Linked DNA regions of Homo sapiens: region 2 is linked to region 1. A link is an interaction called in ENCODE POLR2A ChIA-PET data of the cell type or tissue named here. Cell type or tissue: PC-9. All regions are shown on one strand.

Region 1 (2,500 bases):
TATGAGTTACATTCAAGTATACTTAAAAGGTGACCTTTCAGTTCATTCTCAAAATCTTGGCCTGTGCTCTATGAATGGCAGGCCACTAACTTTAGACATGCTGTTGTGGTTCATTTTAGGCTTCCTTGGTTGCAGTACAGAAGATGCAATGCCAGCAGTGCTTTTTCAGGAGCTCCCTCTGAAGAAGATCATGGCTCAGTTACCATGGACACCAAGAAGCTATGCAGCTTTTTATTCTTTTTACTTCCTTCATTATGTGCCCTCCCAGGAAATATATTTTCATTAGTAACTAGGTTTTGAAACTTTTGCCAAGACACCAGCCTAACCTATTGCTCTCTAAACAAATACCTTCAGTATCTAATACATAGGTATATGCCAGTCTGAGCCAACTGTGCTATTAGGAAACTAATAAATACTCCTTTGCTTCCTATTTAATGAGAAAAAGCACGACAATATTGCTCATGCCAGATCAGGTTTTGATTGGTATGTGCTTATCCTTCATAAACAAATGTATTTTATATGAAAAACCACAGGGGAAATATTTTTATTTATTTTATTAGTTGTACAAAAGCCATGTTGGCAACTGAAGAACCAATAAAATAAAATTGTCTCATGTGGTTCTTATTATGGAATCAAATAGTAATGTAAAAGGCAAGCACACACCAATCATAATTCCATCTGGCTGAAAGAACAGGAAAATGTGGCTCCATTTTCATTAGGAAAAGGAGGCATATATTTCATAATGTGTTCAAATGTGGCTCTAAAGGTACTCCCAGTACACTACTGCATTTTGTACCACTCATGGGGTGCCATATCTACTGATGCAGGTTAATGTAATCAAAGTGACTTGAAAGGAGAGGACTGCTGTTAGCCTTGCATCTGCATTAATAGAGCACCAACAGAAGCTAGAGCAACATTTCTTGGCATTCTGGAAAGAAATGCATGTTGAACCAGTAAGCAATATGTATAGCCCTTGCAATATACACTTGGCATATTTGCAGCAAGTAAGTTGCCATTCATGTAACCACCAAAAATACATTCCAGAATGTTTACTCTTTTCAGTAAGCAGATAATACCATTCAAGCTCTGGACTTAAAAGATTGCATGCATAAATATTTTCTAAATTCCTTTAGTGCTGTTTTTGGTTTATCTTCAAGGAAATATAAGGGTAGCTATTATCAATAGAAGGTAGGTATTCATTTGTAAGAGGTTGGGTCAGCAAGACACTGCTCTATTGAATCATATCTGGGACAACATGGAGTGGTCATTTGGGCCTCTGGGAAGTGTGGCATGGAAGAGTAGTTCTTTATTAAGAACAAGAAAGTAGCTAGCCCTGAGAATAAAGGTTGATTTGCTTTGCTGAAACTGGTTTTCCAGCCTCTGTTGGTGATTTGTTTTTGAAGTCTTGCTTTTTTTTCTTTCTCTTAATCTGCTTGTGAGTAGATGACTAAGTGATCACGTCACCTAGAAATATGTGTGAGTCTCCTGATTTTTGACTCATGTGTGCCACAACTAGGATGGAATGATTTCCCTATCCTGAACTTGTTTGGGAGTGCAGAAAAAATGATGTAAGTTTTTGACATATTTTGTTAAATAGGTATGAGACTTATGTATGACACATTTACTTGGCAGAAAAGTAAGTGCAGGAGGGGATTCAAGTCACACAAAAGCTCTGGATTTATAATCCTACTTAAACATCTATACATTTTGTAAATTCACTTAAAATATAGAGTCAGCAGACAAAAATTGAAACTTATGACTAAAGTAAATGTTTTTGAAAAGTTAATATGGTGTTTTCATTAACAGCATCCATAATTACTAAATGTATCCAGAATCTATACTACTGGATGTGTTTATTTGGTAACCAAATGTCTGATCAAATATATTATTGGACCTGAAATAGCCTCTCCACTGGACACTAGTCAACCATAGAATATGACGTTTGGCTAGTATTCCTAAGAATCTAACAGTAGATGCTAAGTGGGAGGAAAATTTGTTTGCCTTCTTAGGGTTTAATTATACCTGGAACAATTGGAGGCCGTATATAAAAGGGACTGACCAGCTTCTGACACTATTTTTCTTCTTCTTTACTGAGAAAGGCTGACAAAGAAACACTAGTGAGGTCCTGGCTTTGGCATCAGGAAGTCCTGAATTTGAATACTTGATCTGCCACCTAATAACTGATTTATTAACCAGATGCTTTTCCTTTGGAAATCCAATGAAAGGATAGATCTTGAATATTTTTGCTTACCATTTTATCTCCAAACGATCATCCTGTGTAAGGCACAAATTAGATGTTCAATATATAGTATTAGGGAAAAAAAGTGAAGGTAAAAATATCTCTAAACTTAATTTTTCTTATTTTCCTAATTTATAAAATACTAACAGTTTTTTTTGACACAGGGTTTTTCTGTGTTGCCCAGGCTAGAGTGCAGTGGCACAATCACGGCTCTGTAGCCTTGACCTCCCAGGCTCCGACTATCCTCCCACCTCAGCCTCC
Region 2 (2,500 bases), 680 kb before region 1:
ATAAACAAATGTGCCAACATTATTTTGGCTAAACCTGGATTTTTTTTATTAATGCTAGGTATGATGGAAAAATGAAGGTACTCATTTTATACAGGCAAAAATATTTTTGCAAAAATGAAAAAATATTTTGAGGATTGTTATATTCCAGATATATTTTTATATTTTTAGCTACCATTTTGATACTGAAATCTGGATAAAAAATTAGGCTTCATGTTTTCCATTTAAGTCTCCATACCTGTCCTCAAAAATCACATTAATCCAGGTGTAATTGAATATGAATTTATAGAAGCACATGGGAAATGAAATTTTATGTCTAATTAGATATTTTTCACAGTTGGATGAGAAGCCAGTGTTTCAGTGTTTCCTGCCAGGAACCTCAATTTTCTAAGCCAAAATATGTTTGACATTAACCCAGGTTGCTATTACCATTAGACGTCAGTCTGAGCAGTAGTCCTTACTTGTCTGTGAAGTCTACAAGTATGGAAATCTCTTGTTTAGCCTGTATCTTCATCTACTATGTTCACTTAAAGTTTCCACGAATTGTTTATTTCATTAACTGAATATAGAAATACCCCCAGACAATTTTGTGTGTCTGTATGACCTCACACAAATGCATTATTTTGTTGGTTCACATGTTTTTCTTGAGTAGAAGCTTCCTTGTTTAGTACTTTTTATCCATAGGCACAGATGACTTCAGTGTGTGCTGAACTGGGAATCAGAAGAAAGTTATAGCCTTGACTCTGTTACTTGGAACCACTCTCTTTGCCCTGAGGCAAAAAAAAAAAAAAAAGAAAAAAAGAAATTTGTCCTCTGTACAGAGGTCTTTTGTGAGGCTTTAATGAGGTAAATGAAAACACTTTGGATATCCAAGCATGATAAGGATGTAAAGTGATGGTATATTTCTAATTCAAGTAGTGAAGGAAGATAAATATGCACTAGAGAGTGAGATTTTGCTTAAGATTTTGCTTAAGGTAAACAACTGCTTTGGTATAAGCTAACTAAAGAAATAATTTTTACATTTTGTATTTTCCAACCAAACAGAATCGGGACCAGTATTCACATCTGCTAAGTGATCATTTTCTGCCATACCAAGGTCATAATTCCTTCCGTGAGAAATATTTTAGTGGGGTAACAAAAAGAATTGCCAAGGAAGAAAAATCCACCCAGGAATGAAAATTAAGATTTTGACAATGAAGAAAGAATAAGAATTTGATTTAAAAAGACATCTGGATGTGAACTTTCATGTATGATCCAGAAAATAGGTACGGTTTTAAAATATTTTATATAGAAAAGCTACAAAGTAAATTGAGCAATGCTTTTAAAGTTATCTTTGTTTTATAGACTTTTTTGTTGTATGTATTACAGTCTTTATAATCTTATTTAATGTATATTTGTACTTTCAAGTACTGATGGAGATAGACTCAAAACAGTTATTTTTTTACAATTAATCTACAAAGGGAATTAATATTGTTGACTTTTAAAACATCTGCTGGATATATTATATGCAATTAATAGTAGTTAAGAATTTATTCATTTGGTAGATATGTTTATTTGGTTTTTGGTTGTCATCGATTTACATTGCCACTAATAAACCATATTGAGAATTTCTAAAATTGTGTCATATCTAGTTGTCTTCATGGGGGATGTGATGAGGGAAATAAATTTTTATTTAGAAATTCCAGACAAGGAAGGAATAACAATGCTAATAGTGATGATAAGAAAGGCTAAGACCTGACAACCTAGAAAGATTCCAAACTCCTTAAGGCCTGTCTACATTTGAAGCTCTTTTGTACCTTGGATTTGCTCCTGCATTCCTAACCGTTGACTGTTGCTCAAGTTAACTACCCACAATTTTTGGTTTAGAAAGTAACGGATAGTTAAAAGCAGTAACAGCAACACAAATGCTTGATGGTTCCTTAATGGTATTAAGCCTAATCAGTGCCCTTTGAAATAGAAGCTATATTTTTCTTGAAGGAGAAACTTTGCTGAGTCCACATTGTGTCCATCATGAAAATATCTTGCTTGAAAACCACTATACCCATTAATTCAGGATGCTAATAGCTTTCTTGCCTTTGGTGGTCAAATGTACCTCAGCAGGGTGGCAGTAAATGGATCCTCTCTCTCTAACCAGAGCCTGTATTTATTATTATTATTATTTTAGTGTTACTGCTGACTTTTATGGACTCAGAGTATTAATGTGCACAGCTTAGGACCTCTAAAAGTATAGTGCTGCCCAAGCAAAGAGACATCAGGCTATCTGCTTTGCTCTCTTTTTCTTGTCTTGCAGTTCAGGATTTCAGCAGCAGATCTCAAACATTTCACTGATTATTTTGTTTGGGTTTCTGGATGTGATTTGTGGTACACTGGGGGGAAATCTAAAAGTATTCAAGGATGATTTATTTTCAGTTTTTCTGTTTAAACCATCTTATTTAAAATGTTTCGAGGTTATATGGGAGGTGAGTTTGAAACTTTGTCACTGACTCAATTTGGAATATGAGAT

What was found. Peaks named below come from ENCODE experiments on the same cell type or tissue, not always from the same donor. Only the 100,000 strongest peaks of a DNase experiment are listed, where the experiment ranks them.
Region 2: POLR2A ChIA-PET joins it to region 1 with 5 read pairs; 1 of 35 experiments calls an interaction of 5 or more read pairs at or near these places.

What each region holds. Positions count from the first base shown.
Region 1 is chr6:126,720,464-126,722,963 of GRCh38, forward strand. LOC105377992 (a long non-coding RNA gene) reads left to right here. Exons shown (of 5, transcript XR_001743836.2): 5 at 120-1,365. Among named protein-coding and RNA genes, the nearest start is that of MIR588, 240 kb to the left of the region's middle. In PC-9, no CTCF peak of the experiment used is centred here; a DNase peak (open chromatin) is centred at 1,488; H3K4me3 peaks cover 360 bases; H3K27ac peaks cover 2,500 bases.
Region 2 is chr6:126,037,664-126,040,163 of GRCh38, forward strand. TRMT11 (tRNA methyltransferase 11) reads left to right here. Exons shown (of 13, transcript NM_001031712.3): 13 at 1,042-1,613. The coding sequence ends at 1,173. Among named protein-coding and RNA genes, the nearest start is that of TRMT11, 52 kb to the left of the region's middle. In PC-9, no CTCF peak of the experiment used is centred here; no DNase peak of the experiment used is centred here; H3K4me3 peaks cover 222 bases; H3K27ac peaks cover 796 bases.